Linked DNA regions of Mus musculus: all the other regions are linked to region 1. A link is a loop called in an ENCODE intact Hi-C map of the cell type or tissue named here. Cell type or tissue: left cerebral cortex. All regions are shown on one strand.

Region 1 (8,000 bases):
GAACCACAGCTTCTTGACTAGAAAGGAATGGAAGGGAGGGCCTTTTGCCCATCTGAAGGACCTGCTTCTCCAAGTTCTCTGAGTTGACTTCATAATTTGTTCCGCCTTTGCTCGCCTGCCACTCTCCTGTACATGCACGCACAGAATCGCATACGCACACACGCATGCACACACACATGCACACGTGTGCACATACATAGCAAAACACCAGTTTGTCTAGACTAGTTGGCTAGCAAGCTCCAGAGATCAGTGTCCACATATAGTCACCACTGGATTGCATCACACATGGCTACAGCTGGATGAGAAGTTGATGCAGGGGTCCAAAGCTGGGTCTCTATGCTTGAGGCATTTCCCCAGCCAACCCTTTTGCTTTTTAAAAATGTCTTCCCTAGTATGTTGTTCACATAATAATCTTATTTTCTTGTAAATATATAACCCCATATCCTTGTAGAAAATCCAGAAAAAAAAAAAGTATAATCCCACCATGTTTTTCAAAGTCAAGACTACTTAAAAAAAAAAAAAAACTTATACATTGCAATCTTATTTTTCCAGTTAGTCATCTGTTGTATGTCTGTGAATTGTCCATCAACAGAATATTTTTAAAAAACATGCAGGGTTCACGTGAGTATATGTGCTGTCCTTGGATGCCTGACTAATATCTTCAGTTGCTTTTATGTATGCACATGGTTCCCTGGGGTAATGTTCTAGGAGTACATTGCTAGTACAAAACAACAAAAAAGTAACATTTATAAAGCACTTGTTAGGCCAAACTGTGTCCTTTATCAAGACTCTCCAATAATCCAATCCCCTAAGAATTACAGGCCATACTAAATAGTGTTACCATCTTATATTTGGGCTCAAAGAGTTGCTGACTCGTTAAAGCCCTAACTATTGTATGTGACAGGCCTCTTATACACTAATGCTAGGGCTATAGCGTTCATATTCCAGCTTGTTCTCCAGTACAGCGGCTGAACTGCTTCACACACCCATACCCTGTCATTTAATGCAGTGTAATATGTAGTCATTGTGTTCTTGTTCTATTTTTCCTGATGCTGTCTTCCAGGGCTATTGCCATATGCTTCTCTGGCTTGGGTTTCATTCACACCAAGTGTGTGTGCGCGAGTGTGTGTGTGTTTTACCCTGTGTATACCACAGCTTCCTCAGAGCATCTGCAGCCTTCCTCCTTCTCATCAAGACTTTCCGTTTCCTGTTCTTCCCACTTCTTGTTCACCCATCTGTTCAAGCAAGACTGGGCGCCTTTCCTGTCTCTAGCTGCTATTCTTGGCTGGTTCCTGCTGCTGCTGTCAGTGTTGGCTCCCATGTCTGCTTATCTTGTGATCTGAGGACACTCTTAGAAGCTGAGCAGAGCCCACCCCAGGACCCTTCTCGCCCTGTTTTGCTGCAAAACTGACAGTCACTCTTGTCCATAAGTGACCCTCAAACATGGTCTCCATTAGGGACAGTGGGAACAGCAGACTATGTGTCAGACCCTAGCATCTCACACATTACTGGAAGGAAGAATGTGAGAGAGGGGTTTCTGCCCATCTGAAGATCCTGCTCCTCTCAGTTCTCTGACTTGACTTCATTACTGGTTTTTCCTTTGCTCACCTGCCACTCTCCTGTACATGCACACAGACACTTGCATACACACACACACAAAACTTTGTTGACTGGATCCTTGTTTCCTGGAACATGCTTTTCTATCATTGCTTCTGATTCCTCCTCCTTCAGTACCTTCAGAATTCTAGAAAACATGCTCTCATTTCCATGCATCCTCCTGCATCTTCTCCAGAGCTTCCTACTCCTTTCTTGGCTTTAAGAACGTACAGACTGTATCTTCCTCTAAACTCATAGAGGCCAGGAGCCCACATCTCAACTGTTATTGTATTTTCTGCATGGCTTAACACAATGTAAATGAATGTATTTATTAATCAAGTTGATAAGGAAGTAAATAATAAATCATAAAACCTTATACTATTTAAAAAATATCAAAAAGGTACTGAAGGTATATAACTAACACCTGAAAGATGTATTTTATAAACAACCAAATTGCATAATATTCAGCCAACTTAATGCCCCTGTAGAAATGCCTTTCTTCTTTTAAATAAGGTCTCACCATGTAGTGCAGGCTGATCTTCAACTGCCAGCAATCTTCCTGCCTCACCCTTACAAGCAGTGGATTTGAAATGTACTACAATGATAAACCATTTCTAAACATTTTAGAAAGGAAATAGTTTAGTGAACCACTAGAAGTTAGTATCTCCATTACAGTTGGTAAATGTGCATTAAATCTTTGCTAGGAAAGCGTAGAACATGAATGTGAGTCCATCTAGGGAAGACATGGGCGAGCAGCCAAGGGATCTGGTTCTTGGTTGGCTGCCTAACCTGGAGCATATACTCCCAGAGAATATGGCTGACAGGAATATCTGTCAGTAAATGAGAGGATCTGCCACACAGGTTTGTTGTGAAGAGTAAATGGATCCATACATGAAAAGCTCATTGTGAGGGTCTATATACGCTCAGCCCATGGAGTGGCACTGTTAGCAGGTGTTCTCCGTGGTGGAGTAGGTGTGGTGTCACTGTGGGCGTGGACTTTAAGACCCTGATCTTAGCTGCTGGAAGCCAGTATTCTGCTAGCAGCCTTCAGATGAAGATGTAGAACTCTCAGCTCCTCCTGCACCATGCCTGCCTGGATGCTGCCACACTCCCACCTTGATGATAATGGACTGAACCTCTGAACCTGCAAGCCAGCCCTAATTAACTGTTGTCCTTGTAAGAGTTGCCTTTTTATCTGTTCACAGCAGTAAAACCCTAAGACACTCATTGTCCAGTTTATTTAATATCACTCTCCAAAAAGTTAGATGCTAGCTTTTTTTCTTTTCTAGTAAAGTATCCCCTGCCCTCTAACTCTTACCTATAAGGCTTCCAAATACAGTTTGCTGTGGTCTGTAGGTAGCCCAGCCTCGGGTGTCCAGTTCTTGCCTTATATATGGATTTGCTCTTCTAAACGTAGGACAATGCTGGATTCTGATGTCCCTTATTGATCTTTTGCCACATGAAGTTTAGAAACCAGAAACTACTATTTTCTGACAGTGAATCATAAATTTCTGTTCTTTAAGCCAGTTTCATTGTTTTAACTTAATTATGTTTTTAAAAACCGAAAAACTATATGACTTGACTTATTGAGTGTATGTCCTGGCAGGAATCTCCATGCATACTCATCTCCTTCTTCCATCATTTCTGGCAGACAGAGGTGTAAAGAAGAATTAAAGAACTTGTCAAAGTTATTCAACTAGAAAATGGGAAAAATGGGTTTTGAACCCAGGAATGTCTACTCCAGAATTCCATCATGACCCCACCACATTCCTTCCTATTACAGATAGTAGACGATGCAAGCAAGAGTAAACACAGTGAGCGGTTCCTTTCAGGACCATTAAGTGGTTGTTTTCATATGACCTCAGGGTGATTGGGCAAGCATTTCTTTTTTATTCAGAAGGCCAGTGTAATGAAAGGGAGTGACTGAAGCTGCCTTGTGGAGAGTATTGTTAGCTGCAGGGAGTGTACAGCCTGAGACACTAAGATAGAGATTAAAGTGGCTTCTGACAGTTTTAGAATTGCAATTATATAATATGATGAGAATAAGCGGCAAGCCACCCTTTGTTCCCACGTGATCCCATTTCTATTTATAAGCTGAGTGATAGCTGAAGGCTTTCAGAATGTTTTTCACATTCAGCAACCTCGTTGGGGATGAGAAACTGCATTTCAGAGTGCCAAATATAAGAGATTCTTGGCCCTTTGCACCTGCTTCAACCAGAGCAGTCCTCTTCAGTCTTAATGACCTTTCCCCGAAAATGAAGGTTTGAATGAATAAATGTGCCCTTTCCACAATGTTTGTGTGGATTCTGTATGTGTTGAGATTATAACAGAGCTCTTATAACAGAGCCCCCACATGAAAACGAAAATTTAGAAATTGTAGTTTCTTATCCTTCTAAATTTAGCAGCCAAGTACCTAGGGTAACCCATAGTTGCAAACCTTGTTCTGCCCATGGTCTCTATCAGATAGTGATAGCATCTAGCATGGCAGAGTAGCAGAGTGTGGACATTTGAGCTGCAAGCGCTTCTCCAGCTGCCCAGTACCTCACACCAGAAGGCCACACACAGCTCTTTTCTCTAAAATGTGTCCCTCCCAGCTTTCCCAAAGCAAGGCACTAAGTGCAATAAAGGCTTCTGAATAAGATAAAGTTCCTAAAGGCTGTTGTGTTTTAACTGATGTGGCTGCTAATCTAATAAACCATTACCCCACGTAAACAGAGTTTATTTCAACCAGGAAGCTTCTCTTTTCTGGTGTTCTTTGTATACTCTGGGTTGTCAATACCCTACCTACTAGCTACAACCAGACCCTAGCTTGAGTCCTAGGCTAGATGCTGGTTGGGTTTGTTACCACAACCAACAGATGACTCCGTGAAGGCTGCAAGAGGCTGGGGCCAAGCTTCCCAGAGCACTGTTTCTTGTTTCATTATAAGACTTGTGCACTCTACTGTATGGTCCACTTTCATGTCCCAACTCATTACCACTTTAAGTGCCTTGGGAGCAGAATTTGAGTATACATCCTCCAGAGGGTTGAGTTTCCACCAGGGCTGGAGAGGGAGATGGCCAAAGGCCACATGACTTGTCAGTGACAAGACAGGAATGGAACTTAAGTTTCTCTCATACAACAGCCGCCCACGTTCAACCATCTCTCAATACATAGGGGGCAGCTTCAAAATTGAATATCACAGGGAGGGTTCTGTTACTCCCTTCAGTCTGTGAGTTAGGAACTTGGACAGGGTTCATCAGGCTGTGCTTTGCTCCAGGTAATATTAACTGGATCTCTCTTCCTTACCTGGCTACAGCTATGATGGACTAAAAGATACCAGAACAACATTTTATCATGTCTAGAGTCCCACTGCTTCTCCTATGGCCATTCCTCCACCATGATTCTCTCTTGGATGCTCTAACCTGAACCTCGTATATAACCTCGAATATGTTAGGGAAAGCAGAATTTGCCAGGCTTTTAAACTTTCCCCAACGTGACATAGCTTGACTTTACGGCAGTCTCCAAATGAAGGCAGTGAGGCCAGTACAGATGCAAGAGATGGAGAGGGATTCTTGTAGGCTAACGAGACCACATGCACTTGAAAGAGAAGGAATATATGGTACCATCTCCTCAAACTGACTGCAGCTTTCACAGATGAAGAAATGCAGCCTTCTCTAATTGCCACAGCTATCTTACAGAACAGAGATGTGGAAAGGGATGGAGAAAGGAAGAGAGAGAAGCGGCCTGAAACAGCCCATCCATCCCTTTCACCTTGATGCCCGGTTAGAGTTGGATAGGTAACTCTGCCTGTCCCCATTAGCATCCTTCGGTTTAGCTCCTGGTGCTCTTTATCCTTATTGGAGAGCAGGGGAAGCTGTTGAACTTCACAGGAGACATAAAGAACATGGGAAGTGCTTGTGTAATACTCACTTTTCGAGCGCTGCTACGTCTGGCTTTGTCAAACATTTCAGTGCACATTGCTAAGACCTCTTGAGGTTGCAGTTCAGTCACTGCTTCTTCAGTGCTGTGTACATGTGTCTTCAAAGTGCAGCACACCTACAAGGGACCTTTTCAACTATAATTCCCACCCAACCAGCCAAATTATAATTGCTCTTTTAAAAAGAAGAGCGATGCCTCGCTCGGGAGGTCTCTCTCCCCTCTTGTTCATGGCACAGAGGACTTTTATATCAGAACGAAGGCATCTGAGACTGAAAAGCCCATGTGCTTACTGGTGCCGGCCCTGGCCACCCCTTTGCTTTTCTACTCTAGCTGTCTTGGCTAAAGTATCCCAAATTTTAAGGATTATTCCCTTTCTCTGAGGAAAAAAAAAAACTCCCAAAATACTACAAATTTCTCTAGGAAATTGTTCACATGTTTAATTTTTCCTTCAAAATAAAGACTTTATCATCATCTTCTCCTTCTTCTCCTCCTCCTCCTTCTCCTTCTCCCTCTCCTTCTCCTTCTCTCTTTCCTCTTCCTCCTCTTCTTCATCCTCCTCCTCTTCTCCCTCCTTCTCCTTCTCCTCCTTTTCCTTCTACTTAGATTGTTTTTTGGAATTTAATGACTCAGCCAAGAGGACCTTTTTCTAGAAACAAACAAAATGCCCCAGCTTCATATCAAGAGAGGAAACATAAGAATAGCTACTTACCAGCTGCTGGGAAAGCTCACATTTTAAGAGATTATCGTTGTCTAGACAATAATAAAGTTTCTGTGACAAACAGAGGTCTTTGGTTTCGTGTGTGTGTGTGTGTGTGTGTGTGTGTGTGTAGAAAATGGAATTGCCTAGGAAGTATAGGCTAGTGAAACACAGTTTTCCATTTTAATTTTTATTGCTCGGTATTTTTAAAGACATTAGTTGGCCAACACAAAACCAACTCCATGTTTTGTTCTGGGCTTTCTGTTTCATCTTGTTTTCGTATTTATGACTTACCGGTTTTTCATTTTTTTTCTTTTGACTTTCGTTTTGTTTTGTTTAAAAAAAAAAGAAGAGAGAGAGGGAGCATAAAACTTGTTGGTAGAAAGGTAGAGAAAAGCCAACACAGGCTGAGGGAGGAAACACATGATGAAAATAGATTGTGTGGAGTAAAATGTATATTTTATGTATGTTTTATACAGCATTGTATGTTTACAGGTAGCCAAAGCTAGAATTCAATTAGGAATACTTGAGATTCTGTTTGTTTGTTTGCTTGCTTGCTTTACCTTTTTATTGATTCTTTGTGAGTTTCACATCATGCATCCCAATCCCACACATCTCCCTGGCTCTTCATATCCTCCCCCTGCCCTTGTATATGTGGGGAGTCCCCACAAAAGAAAGCAAAAAATAAAAATAAAAATAAAAACACACACAAAAAAAAGAACCTAGAAACATCTCCTTGTGGAAGCTGTAGTATATCCTTCGTCCACACATCTTTGCTTGCAAATGTTCATTGCAATGAGTCTTATTGGTCTGGTTCAAGGGCTCTGGCTTTTGCTAACCCATCAATACTGGATCCTCACTGGGACTCCTCTCAGATAACCTGCTGTTGCCCTATGTCTTGGGGATCCTGTGCCTTTGAATCTGCAGGACTGGCAGATCCTATGTTTTCACACACTCCAGCAGTTCATAGATGGGGTAGATGTTGGGTGGGCCAAGTCAAAGCCCTGGATCGTGGCCTGAATGGTGGCTGAATTGGTCAGCCAGTCAGCTCTCCAGAACTCGCACCTTTAGCAGAAGCTCTCTAGCACTGCTTTGGCTAACACACCCCATGCTGTAGCTGACATGGGGCAAGGTCAGCTCTCCCTGGCTCATGCCCTCAAAACTGGCTCACCTGTGCCCCTGCCACCAGGGCTAGCTGTACTGTGGTCTTTAGAGGTAATATGAGCCACATACATCAACACAGACCCCTATTGCTGCAGGGCCATGGACCCAGACATGGCTCTCAACTGTAGCATGGGCTAGGACTTCACCATGATTTCAAGTGGCAGAGTAGGCTACTCACATGAGGCTGTTCCTCTACGTCCTCACGTCTCCAAGTCCGTCTCTCTTCACAGTGCTCAAACTGTTCCACTTCTCTTTCTGTCCTATTTGTCTACCACGTAGTAGGGTGTCTTCTGAGTCTCATGGTCTCATGACATGGCGGCAGGTGGGTCTCTGTATGTCTTCAGCCCACGTACACCTTGAGATTTTTTTTCAAAGTGTCTTTTTCACTCTTTTTGATGATGATGGTAGTAGTGGGCTTTTTGTTGTTGTTGTTGTCGTCTGTATTTGGAGGCTGTGCATGATGGTGCAGACCTTTAATCCTAGCACATAGGATTCAGAGGCAAGTGGATCTCTGTGAGTTCAAAGCCAGTGTGGTCTACATAGAGAGTTCCTGGCTAGCCAGGGCTACAAAGTAAAACCTCATCTCAAAAGTAAAACAACAACAACAATATTATTATTATTATT
Region 2 (8,000 bases), 79 kb after region 1:
GTCCACAGGATCTGAAATCCTTATATGTTCCCCACTAGTAATTTTTGTCATTTTTTCCCCCTCAGCCTAGATTGTGGCTTATTGATTTTATTATGTTTTTTTTTAACAGCTCTTTGTTTTGTTAATTTTTAAAATTCATTTACCGTCTTCATTCTTTGGTTACTACTTGAATATTACTTTTGTTACTGAAGATTAGTTGGTCTTTTGTGAAAACACCTTCTATGGCTTGACATGTTCTGGACTGGGCTCCTGATGCCTGCTTTCTCCCTCCTCAAGCTTCCCTTCAGTTCGAGCACCCTTGTTCTCAATGTCACCTGAAGCAAAGCCCCAGTGTCACCACCAGCTCCCTGCCTGCCCCTCCCCCGCTGCCCCTGTAAGATGCAACTCTGCAGTAACTTTGAGTCAAGCGCTTACAGCTGCATCCCTTCTCACTGCCCCGCTGCACTCTAAGCCACTGCCATGTTTCTCTAACCACGGGACTGGAACATTCCTTATTTTCCCTTTCAACATCACAGCCAGAGAGAGCCAACTATGACCCAGCCATAAAATACCTTCTCTCAGCTTAAAACCTGTCAGTGGCTCTGCAGTAGCTCAGAGTGAGGGTCAAAGTCCTTGTTGGTGGCCCTGTGACACGCCCCACAGCTGGCATTCTATCCCCATATCTCCTGCCTTGTTCACTTGGCCCTCACCAGTCTAGGCCACTAAACATGGCTCACACACAGCAGGTCCTCTTCATGCAGGCCTTCCATGTGCAGAGTGAACCAGAGCTCAGTGCTCATTGCCTGGCCTGACCTCCTCAGGCCATGACTCGTGTGTGTGTGTGTGTGTGTGTGTGTGTGTGTGTGTGTGTGTGTATTTCTGATCATCACTAGATCCTCTTAGCCTAGCACATTATATGGTAAGTGGTCAGCAAGTGTCTGTGGAATGGAAACAAAGTACAAGCATGCAGGCCTCCTCCAGAACACCCGGCTCTGTCCTTCCTGCCTGTAACTATGATTAGCAGACACTTTATTCTATGGGCACACAATGAGAAGCAGTCTAGGCTTTGTGGCTTGCTCTTCTTCAGCACAGATGTACCATGGTGATGAAAAAGAACTTTAAGAACAAAAATTCCCGAAAGACAGAATAATGTGTAGTAGCAGGGTTCAGGGACACTTTTGTTTCCCAAGTTCAGAGGGCCATTATGGCATCTGAAACAGATCCTGTGTGCACCCAATCACATGCATGTGGCAGAAAACTTAGCCTCAGTGGCAGCACGTCTGAGCACGGCAGCAGCTGAACCTGGCCCGATGCTGTTCTGTGCAGTGTCAGAAATAAACTGTCTGAGTTCAGCTTCCCAGTGAGAAGGAAGAGGGATCCTGAGGAGCCAGTGCTGGCCGAGGTGTGCTCACAGGCCAGTGTTTCACACCTGTAAAGAGCAAGGACTTTAACACTACTGCCACTGACAAAGGGTGACTAGTTTTGAAGCCATCTGGAGGCTTTATAGGGTTTTTAGTTGAGAAATCTCAAACTGTGTTCAGTTTCATAGTCTGTTTTGAATTGTGTGACTTACTCTGTTTGGGTTTTATCTAGAAAGAACTCTAATACATTTAGGCCAAAATGTTGAAGGTTCTCACTTTGGCCCACAAAGCAACCTTTAAAAGTAACTGCTGCAGAATTCTACCAGACTTCAAAGATGAACTACAACTGATCCTTAAACTCTTCAAAAAGAGAGAAACAGGGATCGCTCTCAAGATCCTCCTTGAAGCAGGAACATCCGAATACACAAATGAGGGGAAGACACGTGAGTCAAGCGTCAGACTGGGCTCCCTGCTGAACGCAGCTGCAGACATCCCCAATAAATGCTAGCCATATATCAAAAAGAACATCAACCATGAGCAAGCTGGCTTTGCCCTGAAAATGCAGGGTTTGTTAAAAATAATAAGTCAATAAATACATCATATAAATGAACTTGAAGATAAAAGTCACATAAGCATCTAAAAATGGCTAAGACATTAAAAATGTTTGTTATGCTTAGCAATTAGGGAAATAAAAGTCAGAATAACTTTGAGAGTTCATCTTACACCAGTCAGAATACAAAGATCAATAAAACAATGGCCAACAAATGCTGGTGAGGCTATGGAAAAAGAGGAGCCGCATTCACTGTTGGTGAAAATGCAAATTGGTGTAGCCACTCTGAAAATCAGTGTGGAGAACCCCAAAAAGTTAAAAATAGGCCAACCATCCGACCCATTTATATAGCCCTTGGCATGTGCCTCAAGGACCCAACATCTTACTGCATAGACATTTCTCACAATAGATGGGAAATGGAAACACCCTAAATGGCCTTCAGCAGACAATGAATAATGAAACTATGGGGCATATATACTACAGAATACTATCCAACTGTAAGGAAAAGTGAAATTGTGAAACTTACAAGCAGAGGGACCTAGAAATGGTTACACTGAGTGCTGTTTATGGTTTATAGCCCCAAATCTTCAGATATGATTATACAACATGGAATAAACACAGAGACCAGGATTGCATAAGGGACTGCAGATGTCAGAAGCAGGGGAGCTGACAGGAGTGACAGGGTACAGGTGATACAAGGTGGGGAATGGACAAACAGCTAAGGGTAGGAATGGAGGGGGCAACACAGAAGGTAGATGTACCAAATGGAAGTTGTTTATTAGCGCAATGAGTCATACGATTTTATAGTCTCTAAAATTTACAATATGTGTGTATATATACACATGTACATATTCTATGTAATTTTAGGTAAATATATAAATAACTTGATTTTCTAGGGCCTTTCCAAACATCTTTGGTATTATTGGCACCTCCTCCCTAGGGCTTCTGGCTAAGTGCACAAAAATAAACTGCGCTGACCTTCTTATCCCCTGGGAATGCGGAGAGGAACACAGATGACTGTGGCAACAATTCCATCCACTTCCTGGAGACAATGCCAACTCGGGCTGAGGCCCTAGGGCACTAAAGCCTAGTGAAGGCAGACAACTGTCCAGGGACATCCAGACCTAGCACATGTGTTAGCATTCCCTCTAGGCTCTGCCCAACAGTTACCTGGGAACAGCCAGGTAGGCTTGGCTTCCTATAAAAGGGGCTGTTTGGCCCTTCCTCTCCCTTTGAACTCTCTGCCCCTTCAATCTCTGACCTCTTTCTCCATCTCTCCTCTTCCCCCTCTCTCTACATGTTTCCAGCCAGCCTTGTCTCTTCTCTCCCTTTCCCTGTCTTTCTGTCTCTACTCTCTTCTCAACTCCCTTTCCCATGCCCTAAATAAACTCTATTCTATACTAAACCTGTCTTATGGTCTCAGCATGGGCCTGCCGAGGCTCCCCTCCCACCTCACCATACCTCACTATACAAAACATATCCTGGCCTTGTTTTTTTATAAAACACAACAACATATGCCGGTCTCTGCCGATTGACTATATCTGTATGCATCTAATTTTCCCAGCACAGAATTGGGTTTTGTCTCTCCTCAAGAGACCATTTGTGTCCCTCTGAGATGATGACATGCAGTATAGCTGCTATGCTATTTCTCATCTGAGTATCTTCTGCAATACAAACCAGACAACTGAGACTGCAAACCCAACACACATCTTCTGATGGGACATTATATAGCAGGCACTCACAACCATGGTGCCTCTTAGTAAATATTTTCTGGTCACTGCTGCAGGGGACGGGAGACTCATCTACAAGTGAGTCTGCTTCAATTTACTACTTCATAAGCATTGAGAAGCACAGCCAAATGGCCAGACCTCCTTAGAGAGCTACGAACAAAACTATGGAGACAGGACCAGGTCAGTGGTTGACAGGTATCGGGGACATGTGGGGAGGACACAGAGGATGTTCAGAGCACTGGAATAAGGTGCAGATCCTGTGTGACACAGTAATGGACACAATCAAACCATGAAGTCATGCGACTTAAATGTGTACGATCAAAAATGCCTTTTATGAATGGTAGGCTGGCAATGGGACTTGGGGATAGAGTGCTTGTCTAGCATGTGTGTGAAGCCCTGGTTCAGTCTCTAGAACTGAAAAAGGGTGTAGGGGAACAATGGGAGCACGTTGCTATAGACAATACAGATTGTTCAAATCTATCCTACCCACAACACTGAGGGAACCCTAGCTTGCATTATGGTCTTTGAGGAACCATGGCATGTCAATGGAGGCTCTGCAATGACTGCAAAAAGCACATCACTCTAGTGGGGAGGATGAAGAGGTGATACATGCAACAGGCAGGATGTGGGACACCTCCCAACACTGCTCTCAACTTTGCTATGAACCTAAAGATTGCAATAGAGAAATAAATGAACTTTTTAAAATGTCGTGAGAACTATCTAATGCGCCCTGTTAGTGTTTTACGGCTTATTTTTATGTGCATGGGTATTTGGCCTGCAGGTATGCATATCTTTGGGCCATGCGTGTGCAGTACCTACAGAGTCCCAAGGGAGGGTTGGTCACCCAGAACTGCAATTACAGGTAGTTGTGAGCTGTTACATGGGTGCTGGGACGCCAAGCCGGATCCCCTGGAAATGTGGGCAGTTCTGAGCCACTGTTCCAGCTGTCAGTACATTTCTTTCAACCACAATTGAAAGTGGCTCAGAAGGGCTCTGAATTGTAATTACCAAGTAACTGAAGCTATAAAGCCTACATTATGTCAGAGACAAGACAACAAAGCCTTCTGGGAAGGCTAGCGACTGTTCACTGAATGACGACCTGGTGTCAGTGCTGTAGTTGGCCTTTGTACAGACTGCTCATGGCAGTTTCATGACTATGAAGATGGTGCTCTTCTGGTCCTGGTAGCTAGGAAGCTGAATTTAGACAAGTCAGGGACTTTGGACAAGACAGAATATAAACAGCAAGTTACACTAGAATATAACCCACTTTCTAAGTGTGTGCCTTATGCTCCCTTCAAGTAACCATAGGGCTTGAACCCCACTCACTGAATGCAGCATCGTGAAGCACATAAAATAGAATTTCGACCATTTCTATGTATTCAGCCTATGCATGCTTCCCATGATGTAAATACTGAAACGGAGAATTCCATCTCCTGTGTGTTGAATGAGCAGTGAGTGAATGGGAAGGCAGGGCTATGGGAGCTCTGGCTATGGGCTGTACAGCATCCCTCACCATCCTTTCTCGGGAAAGGCTAAAGCCGAGCACTATAATCAGAAAGGTCTCCTATTGGTCAGGCTTACTTCCAACTGAAGTCTCACTAAACCTCACACTTGAAACAAGATTACCCAACATCAAAGTAGCCTTCAGCTAGAGCACCAGGACACATGCTTTTCTACAGGTCCTGAGACCTGTCTAAATGTGCCCTGTGTCTTCCGTCCCATGGCTTTCCCCCACAGGCACTTGCGGCTGTGCACACAGGGCTGAACGTGCATTGGTAGTGAAAGGCGGGGCTTTCCCTCTGCCCCGCTTACATCTATAGCAGCTCTGCAAGAGGCAGTGGAAGGCACTGGGGAGGGATGAAAATAACACCCTGTGTTCTGGCTTCAGCTGCTTCCCTCAATCTAAGGAGATCGCTTACTGTATGTGCAGGTCTTCATCATACAAGAATGATGGAGACTTTGTTCAACTTTGTTCTGGAGTCTTGAGACTCCCACCACCACTTCTGGTCTCTATCTAATCGGTAGTTATCCCTCAACTTACAAAAGCGCTATAAAATTTCAAATTAAGAAACCAATTTAATTTAAATCCAGAAGAAATGCTGTTCTCCCAAGTAAACAATGTCCTGTTTCATTCACCTAAGATGGAGGTTCCTAGGCAGCATTGCAGAGGAGGAGTTTGAGCTGGGCCTAGAAAGGAGAGCAGGGAAGGAACTTGGCAAGTCCAAAGACTTTCGGGAATCATGACTTCTACCCAGCTGTCCCCGTGACCCCAGGAAATATTACCACCAAGCCCAGCCATTGCTGGGCACCATGGTATCTAGACTATAATGTTTTCTAAACTGGCTCTGACTCATGCCCCTGTCATGGATCTGTCATAGGGAAGGCAGCCTCATCCACTGACATTCTGGTGACAGGTTGGGAGGAGGCTTCAGGAGCAGTTGGACCACGGAAGTGAGCCACAGCTTGGACCCAGAAAGCAGGAAATCAGGGAGAGCTTCCAGACCAAGATCCAGGAGGAAAGAGAGAGGGTCTGCAGAGTGAGGAGTGCTCAGGATCAGCTCTGTACCTCCGACAGTACTAGGAGAAGCAGCACACACAGGACCCTTCCCCCACGCACCTTCTGTGTGAGCACACATTTGCTAAGATCACTGCGCACTGTAAGGTCTTGGGGGATATGCTGTGGTGAAAAAAGCCTAATGATGAACACTGGGACTGTCGGGTTTTCTGAGCCACTCACACACTATTTAAATAGAAAAGTAGCTTCCAGTCAAGTACAGCTTCTCAGAAAAGCTGGCAACATATGATCTCACTTGTAGTACAGTCACTAAAACAGCCGAGAATATCTAGAGGAAGAGTCATCCATGGGCCACCACATTAAATTTTAGAAAAGAATTGAGTGACAGTCCTCAGGTTTCTAAGGTAAGCACTGTGCCCAGGATACATGAAGAAGATCTAGATCATGTCTGTACAGACACAACCTGGTTTATTGACTTTTTTTGGCAGAAATCTTATGTTCCCAGGGAGAATAAGTCTCTAATTACTTTTGGAGTTTCCCTCTCATCCTTGTTTTCTGAAGGCAGCCAGTGCAGGGCATGGGGGGGGGGGCGGGGGGAAGGACCAGCTGGGTATTTCATCTGATGACGGCTTGGGCTGTAAGCAGCTTGCTTTAGCCTGCCACACACACACACACACACACACACACACACACACACACACACCCCAAGCTCTTAGGTGAGATGCCAGCCAAGTAAAGCCTGCTCCATTTTCTAAGCCATGTGAGCTCCCAATGAAGCAAAGCCTTCCCCTGGCCCTGACCACCACCACATGGATCAGGAAAACCACCCAGCTGAGCACAGCTAATGTATAGAATAATGGGGGGGCTAAGCCCCCAATTTTGAGGTAGATTGTTACACAGCAACATGAAACTGGAGCTGCCAGTGAAGGCATCCATCTTTTGGCTACAGGGATTAGGGCTGGGTAAGAACTAATATGAGGAGGCCTGTCACTGTGGGACTGCTGGTCTAGAACTAAAAGGCTGGGCTGAGCCAGCAAATACCACAGGGTACACTTACTACAGAACTCATGAAGAGCAGTTGCAGAAGACCAAGGAGAGGCCGAGCTATAACACAGTAGGAACTGCGTGAACAGGAGCTAGCTAGCCATGAAGAATGGAGAGATGCCAGAGCTAAGCCAGCACAACCCTGGAACTAGAGGACACAGATGCTCTCGGTCACCAGGGCTTCTGACAGCTTTCTGGCCCTCTGAGGCAGGAATGCAGTGTTTTGATCCGAGTTCCCTGTGGTCTCTCATGATTTCCTGTGAGTGCCAACACTTTCAGCCGGTTCTCTGCCAGCTAGTCTTGGTGAATTTCTGTTCCTGGTAACCAGCTACACCAGGACTTTTCCACCTTGAGATTCTGCCATCAAAAGCACAGCAATGAACATGCACGGTAACTGTTCTCAGGGAGAGATTACTTCAGTGAGGAGAGAAGAAAGATCGATCAACTCCTCCCCACAGTGCTGGTGGGAAATGAGCCACAGAAGTCCCTGCCCACATTCCTGATACAGAGTGAAACCAATAAGAACACAACCAAGTTAAAACCACAGCAGCAGCCAGACTGCGCAGGAAGTGGCCAACTAAGGAACAGGGTCCTGTTGCACAGCTCCGCCAGGCTGGCCTCCTGCTCAGGTCACCTAAGAGCTGCGACTGCAGGCATGTGCTACTGCACTACACTGAAGTTAACAGGCTCATAAAGCTAGCAGTAGCTACTCTGAGAAGCGATAAAAATACAGAAAACTCTTTCTTATACTCGACCGAACTAGGGAGGGACACAGTTAATGATGGTTCTTGTATCTTTTGTTTATAGAGCGGAGGAAAAAA
Region 3 (8,000 bases), 340 kb after region 1:
TGGGCTTTGTTTTTAGGGGTCTAAAAACACATTGAATTGGGGTCTTACATTCCCCACTCCTTGTAGTAAATAGTTCTAATCATAGAACTAGAAAAATTAAACCTCTAACTCAGTACAGCCCGCATCAGCCTGTTCTACTTTTTGATATTGTTGGCTTAGTATAAGAACCTGTACAGCACTGACCTGCTGTCTGACAAAAGCCATTATCTTGTTAATTATGCAGGGGCCTTTAGTAAATAAAAGAAGTAAAACTAATAAGGGGCCCGTGAGGGCAGATAGTAAAGTAGTCATACATGGGGATTTTGTGAACCAACCTTCAAACCATCCTTCATTAGCTTCTTGCTCTCATTTTCATTTTTCTAACCTTTCTCTGATGTTGGCCATAGAGTCTCTAACAATAGCACATTTGCATAGCAGATTCCAGCAATGGTCAGGGTGGGTCAGGGTGACTTTCTTTGAATGAACACTCTCTGAACCCAGGAAGCAGGCAGGTAGGGAAATGTCGCTATCTGTTTTATGATTAGCATAACTTGGAGCATTGAGTCACAAAGGTCACATTCTCAAGCCTGGGCCTAAAGGCCTAGAATTTTTTTTTCATTCCCCACTTCTACTTGTTAGTAGTTCTAATCTTAGAACTAGACACTATCTTCTCCCTGACTCAGTTGATCCTTTAGGGCATGGTACTATTGTCTCAAAACTAAAAGCTGTCCTGCACTAATTCATGCTCTTCAACACAGATGGACCTATAATTAAAAGCAGAATCAGAATCAAAAGGGGTCCCATAAAAGTAGAAATTACGGTGGTCAAGAGTACAAGATAAGGGCCTTTCCACCGAATCTCAAGGTTTTCTGCACGGTGGTGTCTAATGTAGACTGAATCTCTAACTTGGAAGTGATGTGGGGCTTGCAGGTCTCCTTCTCTTGAATAGGCCTTCTGGAGCTGCTTCCATGCTCGCTGTCTCACCCACTTGAGCACCTTGAGCCTAGAGAACAAAGGCTGGGAAAACAGCATGTCAGCACTATGTACAGAGGCTATTTTTACTAGTGAGCGCCCCCCCCCCTTAGAGTAATTTATAGGGGGGTCAGTCCAAACTGTCCAAGGGTGTTTCTAACCCTGAAGAGCACAAGGGGTAGGAGGGATATCCAATCATTAGCGCCAGTTTCCACTGTCAATTTGGTAAGGGTCTCTTTAATGGTTTTATTCATCCTTTCTACCTGTCCTGAGCTTTGGAGCCTGTATGCACAATGTAACTTCTAATCAATCCCCAGTATCTTGGCCAGTCCCTGACTTACCTGGCCAACAAAGGCAGGTCCATTATCAGACCCGATTACCTTTGGGTATCTCCAATCTTGGGAAGATTTCTTCTAGGATCTTTTTGGCCATCACATTGGCCATCTCAGTCCTGGTAGGAAAAGCTTCTACCCAGCTTGAAAAGGTGGATAGAAACACTAATAAGTACTTGTTACCATACTTGGCTGGCTTCACCTCAGTCTTTTTTCAGGAGGCATTCTGGAAGGATGAGCATTAACCAGCTGGCAAGACACACAAAGTTTGACGACCGAGTCAGCCACTCCTGATAATCTCAGAACATGATAAAGGGATGTTCTAACCAGTCTCTGCAGATGTTTAGCTCTTAGGTGGGTTGGGTGATGTATCTGTTGGACATATTCTAGTCCTTTTTGAAGGGTAGGATCTCCTTACCTTCTGAGGTTTAGCAAGTCCTCTCTGGGATCCTAGAGAACTGGTCTATCTTTTTATTTCTTGCCAGTCTTCCAGGGTGTACTTCCACAGGGGTTTTGGACTTTTCTGCTACAGGCAGAAGGTTAACACTCTGGGCTGCCTGCTTGGTGGTTAGGTCTGTCATCTGATTCCCTTTAGCCATAGCATCTTAGGTCTTTCTCTGCGGATGTCAACAGCCCCCTTTGTCTGTATATTGCTCTGTGCCGTGGCAAAAGTATACCTGCTGTCAGTGTAAATGTTGATAGACTTCCTGTTTGCCATTCGTAGAGTTTGTATCAAAGCCACAAGTTTGGCTTTCTGGGCCGAAGTCTCTTCAGGGAGGCTGCTGGCCTAGATCACTTGCTTTCTGTCCACCACTGCTGCCCCCGCCTTCCGCTTACCTTCAACTATGAAGCTACTGCCATTCTTGGACCAGCTCCGACTCCCAGGCCAAGGCTGATCCTTCAGATCATTTCGAGTATCAGCTTCTTCTGCCAGAATGTCAGCGCAGTGATGAGTAGGTGAAGAGTCATCAGTCTCAGACAGTAGGGTAAAGGGATTGAGGACAGCAGGGGAATGAAAGTCACTCATTTGGTCAACAAAAGGCTCTGATAATGTGTCATACGACCGTTGGTCATCCATCGGTCAGGGGACTATTGGGTAATGCTTTCAAGAGCGTGGGGTGCCACTACAGCATCCTTGACAAGTAGAGCTATGACAGCAATAGCTTTTAGGCAAAAAACAAAACAAAACAAAAACAAAAACAAAACAAAACAAAAAAAACAAAAAACACCTGCTGGCAACAGGTTCTAACTTCTTCAAAGGCTTTCTGGTGATCTGGAGTCCACACAAACATCTCCCCTTCCTTGGTTAGTGGGTACAATGGGGCAGCTAAGGTCACAAAACCCAGGTATCCAGAGCCTGCAGAAGCCAGCGGTGTCCAAGAATTCTCTTACTTGCCTTGGTGTAGTTAGGGTGGGGATCTGAGTTGCAGTCTTTGTTTTTTCTGGATTCCTTTAGCCACCGCTTCCAGTTTCAAAGGGTGTATCCCAAATAAGTAACTTCAATCTGACACAGCTGAGCATTTTTAGCTGAGGCTTGGAACCCAACTCACTTAATTCTGTTAAGCACATTGATCTTCTGTTGCCCAGGTTCCCTATCTGTCTAGGTCCTGTCTCTTTTTTTCCCTCTTACCACTGTGGCCAAGATTCTAGTCAAATTTCTCTCTTGTCTACAATCCCTCTTGTTCTCTTTCTTCTCTCTCTCTCTCTCTCTCTCTCTCTCTCTCTCTCTCTCTCTCTCTCGTAATATACCTTCTCTTATCTTAGCCAAATTAGTGGGCTGTTTTGAGGAACCTTGGAGACCAGAGCCTGGCAATAGATTTCAAGCTCTCCCTACCTTTAACCATGTTGTAGTCCCAACCAGGGCGAGTCAAAGGGAATCCTATGTCGATCTCATTTTGTAGCTGTGTAGGCCGCCCTTCGGCTCCCGGGATATTTTTCTAGCCTCTAACAGAATTCTCTTGCTCTTTGGTTGTGAAGAGTGACTGCAACACCTGCTGACAATTATCCCAAGTAGGCTGATGAGAGAACATAAGGGACTCCACCAACATTGTGAGGCATTGGGGATCCTCTGAGAAAAGGGGGTGGTTAGTTCTCTAGTTATAAAGGTCAGCAGAGGAAAATGGCCAGTACTGAAGGGGTTGAAGATTGGACGGGTCCACTGGAGTCCATCCAGACTCTGCAGTCTCCAGCTCAGTGTACCCGCAGGGAGTCTGCTGCCATGGCCACTCTCGGGGAGCTCGGAGGGTGCCTGTGTGGGCCCCCTGGCCTTGTCCTCTCCCCTCCCCTCTGCCTGTCCTGCGGCCATGAGGTGCGTGTGTGTGTGTGTGTGTGTGTGTGTGTGTGTGTGTGTGTGTGTGTGGTGGGGGGGGAGGTATCCCGGGACCTCTGTGTCAGTGTCCCCCCCCCCCCGTGGGGTCTGCCCCCCTCCGGGCCGTGGTTCCGAGCGCCTCAGCAGGCACCTAGCAGCTGACTTAGAACTGGTGCGGACCAGGGGAATCCTACTGTTTAGTTAAAACAAAGCATCGCAAAGGCCTGAGGTGGGTGTTGAGGCTGTGGATAAGAGGGAGGTAGTGGACTAGGCCACGCAGGAGGCTTCATAGATTTTTGGAGGAGCCAATGGATTAGCTGGTGGCTCTGATTCAGGAGAAGCCTTCACTTTCGATTTCTCTTGTAACACCAGAGCACAACCACAATTTTGGGAAGCAAAACCCAGTTTTAACAGTGTAAACAATCTATTCTCTGTAAAAATCAACACCAAAAATATTACTTGCTACAAAGCTTGACTGCCTGTTCCTGCACACAACCACAAGAAGGTGCAGCCCCCAATACTTCAAATAGACACTGCCCTAAGTCTTATCTTTTATAAGTCTGGTTTCTAGGATAAGAATTACATAGAGTATTACCCAATTTAGGCATATCTTTAGAGACCTGTTTCCTAGGGTTGTCTCATGCCACATGTTGTAGTTCTAAATTACTCCAACCCAGAGTTATCAGTTTTAAGCCAACTTTCTGTTACCAATGGTACAAATTTTTAATCATAACCAATAACTTATGAGCCAATAATCTATAACCAAGACATATAAAACATATTTATACCTTTAAAACTATTCAGAAACAAAAATGAAATGGCTGCATGCATTTGCTTATTTAAACCAAACAAAATTCTTAATTTTTCTAGCTGTAGTTTCAAGAGAGGAGCTCTTTGTTACCTGATGAATCCAATAATCACAAGCACAGAGATTTTTGTAGGAAAAACAGCCATCAGTTCCCTTACCAAAGAACTTGAGAAGCTGCTGGTCCCTTTAAGAGCAGCGTTCACAATCAGCTCCTAGCAGGGCTTCTCCAGCCACACTAGACTCCTAACTACAGGTGCAGGGCTCCAAAGACCAAGTGACACTGCCTATTTATTTTTTCTTTTTCTCTTTCATGGGTTTTCAGAAGGCCAGGACTTGGGAGCCTGGCTTCTGCTGGCACACCTGAGGCTTGACCCAAGGTGGAGGATTCTGGACCAGGTCTTGCCATTACTGTAATGTATGGCTGTTGGTGAGGGTGAGGTCCTGGTCCTTCCTGAAAGATAATGGCTTAGTCAAGTCAAAAGCTCCCTCTGGTGGCCAGTCAACGTCAAAAGTTGGCCACTCAGAGGCACAAAAAGTCTGCCAAGGTCCTTTCTTAATCTCCACAGAGAGGTTATGGGCTCTAGTCCTAACTTCAGTCCAATGGTTAAGAGTCAAACTGGGGGGGGGGGGGGGGGAGGGGTGGTGTCATCGTCATAGTCTGTCTCATCGTCTTAGTCACAAAGAATACAAACAGCACACAAATTGTCAACAAACACAAAGACCAAAACCAGAGAAATGACCCAGAAGGTCCCTGAATCAGACGGCCGGTTCTCAACAAAAGGTTACAGTACCACTACCGACATACAGATGGAATGGAGGTCCCCCCAGATGGAACAGAGGTCCCTACAGAGGAGACAGAGGTCCCCACAGATGGGACAAAGGTCCTCACAGATGTGACAAAGGTCCCCAAAGACGGGACAAAGGTCCCTACGAATGAGACGAAGGTCCCTACAGACAGAGCATCCCCAAGGGCATTTTTTAAACGGGATTCAGGCTGATCAGTATAAACTCAGGTGGATCAGAATCCAAAACTCAGGTGATCAGAATAAACTCAGACGGATCCAAACTCAGGCTGTGGCATGCTTCAGAAGCAAAGGATGAGACACAGACAAACCAACCTACACAAGAAGTGCTCGTTCGTTACAGAAAACAGACACTCAGAACAGAGACTCCAGTCGGCAAGCACACATTCCAGAGAGCATCCCCATACCTCCAAGTCGGTTCTTGGGTGTGAGGGGTGGTCGCAATTTTTGGCCAATGCATCAGTGGCAGAATTCCTTTTTGATATCTACAGATAGATTGTGAGCCCTAGTCTTAATTTCAGTCCAATGGTCAAGAGTCAGTCCAAGGGGAGTGCTAATGGTCTGTCCCATTGTCTGAGTCATGTACAGGGAGACAAACAAAACACACAAAAAGATTACAAAGACTGAAACCAGGACCCGCCTCCTGCGGGACTTCCAACACCAAGAAACAGAATTAAATGGCGGAGTGGGCACAAAATCTCTCCTCTTTAGGAGGGATTCAGGCTCCAATGTGGCACCCAGATGGAAAATCTCCAGGCGTCCCTGGAGCTCCCTCCAACCTCCTGGGACATCTCCCAGGGTGGCAGCCAGTTATCCCCTGACACATCTCCCTTCCGTCAAGGACAAGGAGTTCATTGCTCTCATAAGCACAGACGACTGCAAATCAAAACCAAAAGTACCGAATTTAGACACAGCTGGCAGACAAAGACAGAATCTTACCTCCAAGAGGGGTCTCCAAGAAATGGGGTGGCCACAAAATCCCGTGACGAGCCCCCAACTGAAAGACCCCCATTTCGGGGAGACCCTCACTCAAGTCCTGGAATGAGCCGATGCCCCCATAACACGAGAGAAACCGTTCTTGAGGTTTATTCTCATGAGGTTTATTCGGGAATCAGCATGCTGAGGCCGAGCTCATAACCCACACAGGGGCAGAGGAGATCAACCCCCAGCAGTTGCAGTCGAGGGTTTTTAAAGAATAAACTGCAAAGTGAGGGGAGGATAAGACCACAAAGAATGGGGAAGCTGAGTAAACATCGTAAAAATGGGGATGGTGAATTACAGCTCATCTCTCATGGAAAGGTTACAGGTTATCTTTGGCAAACATTCTTGGTCCTTTACACTATGGGTCAGGTGCCTGGGTGGGTCACCCAGTGGTCATCGTTCTCTCAGGCCTAAGGCAAAAGAACAAAGAACTCCATGCTGGGCTTTGTTTCTAGGGATCTAAGAAAGACATTGAGTTGGGGCCTTATAATTTCATATACAAAAACCAGGCCTTGTTTTCTCTAGAGCAACTAGATCTCTTATTCAGAAAAAGTAGACAGGGTTGCCTTTCTAATGGGCTTCATACTAAAAGATAAACAGGTTTCAGATGTAACTCTTTACTATTCCTTTATTTAAAGAAATAGTGAATTATTGCCAGACTGTCTTAACCGGCCAGCTTCCAATAATGACACAGAAACTTATTATTCATTAAGGCTAGCCTTATAGTTTAGGCTCATTCCCAACTAGCTCATATAACCTAATTAACCCATTTATTCTAATCTACATTCTGCCACGTGGCCCATTATCTTGTTTCTTCCTCCATGTCTGGCTGGCAATAACACACACACACACACACACACACACACACACACACACACACACACACCTGCAATTCTTCCCAGCATTCCCCCTCTCTGTCCAGATGTTCCCCCTTTCCTCTCTTGCCCAGCCATAGGCTGTCAACTCTTTTATAAAGCAAACAGTGAGACAAATGATGCTTCATAAAAATAACAATACCAAAGTCCAGACAGTACTTAGCACTCAGCTGGTACAGAAATCAACATTTGAATAATACAAAGACAACGTTGACACAGTGCACTGGAGATTATCCCAACAGTAAAGGACTGCTTTCAGTAATCAGCCACTTGTGTCTTATGAAAAATGATTAAATTGGGGTTGGGGGGGTTTATAAGTTTATGTTGAGCTATGAGGGTCAAAGAAAGTAATTTCTGGGGATATGAAAGCTTAAGTTATGAAGGTATGAGGAGAAAATTATTTAAGGTATATGAAAATTGAGAAATGTTCAGATTTCTTTCTCCTTCTTTGTGCCTGGAATGCTGGGGGCTGTTGGTCATGTAAGATAACAAACCACAAGTCTTTGCTTCTGTAAACAGGTTTGGTTGTTTCAACTGCACGGGATGTGCTTGATCACAAGTAGGCAGGAGGTACCCCAGGATGCATGCTTGCCCCTGATTGGACAAAGACAGGAAGTACATAGCCTTGTGGTTTTTGCCTCTATGAGCCTCTGAATAAAGTAGTTCTGGCATACTCTGGGATCCTGAGTATGGACCTGATCAGTGTCCATTGTCCTGGCCAGTATTTAATAAAGCTTGCTTCAAAATTGACTCAAAATTTGTGGTTGTGATCTTATGCTGGCCTGCAGGAATTAAAAAAAAAAAAACAAAAACAAAATCATCGTGTTCCTCCAGCTAGCAGTCCCCAAGGAGGTGGCCCTCATGCTGTACACTGCACAACAGCAACCTGCTTATTTATTAGCTTGCTTTCTCCTTCTGATTCCCTTCCTGTTTTATTCAAAT

What was found. Hi-C counts contacts between places; a loop is a spot of excess contacts. Peaks named below come from ENCODE experiments on the same cell type or tissue, not always from the same donor. Only the 100,000 strongest peaks of a DNase experiment are listed, where the experiment ranks them.
Region 2: a loop joins it to region 1, with 4 times the contacts of the local background. A loop is called at or near these places in 3 of 42 quality-filtered maps.
Region 3: a loop joins it to region 1, with 2.2 times the contacts of the local background. A loop is called at or near these places in 6 of 42 quality-filtered maps.

The regions. Positions count from the first base shown.
Region 1 is chr17:50,756,824-50,764,823 of GRCm38, reverse strand. The region is part of intron 18 of Tbc1d5 (TBC1 domain family, member 5); the gene reads left to right. Among named protein-coding and RNA genes, the nearest start is that of Gm41598, 30 kb to the left of the region's middle. In left cerebral cortex, no CTCF peak of the experiment used is centred here; DNase peaks (open chromatin) are centred at 1,196, 1,696, 2,383 and 3,660; H3K27ac peaks cover 3,679 bases.
Region 2 is chr17:50,677,816-50,685,815 of GRCm38, reverse strand. The region is part of intron 5 of Plcl2 (phospholipase C-like 2); the gene reads right to left. Among named protein-coding and RNA genes, the nearest start is that of Gm41598, 110 kb to the left of the region's middle. In left cerebral cortex, no CTCF peak of the experiment used is centred here; DNase peaks (open chromatin) are centred at 5,390, 6,329, 7,341, 7,694 and 2 more places; H3K27ac peaks cover 1,546 bases.
Region 3 is chr17:50,415,918-50,423,917 of GRCm38, reverse strand. No RefSeq gene overlaps it. Among named protein-coding and RNA genes, the nearest start is that of Gm31015, 4.2 kb to the left of the region's middle. In left cerebral cortex, a CTCF peak has its summit at 4,881 (motif pointing left); a DNase peak (open chromatin) is centred at 4,866.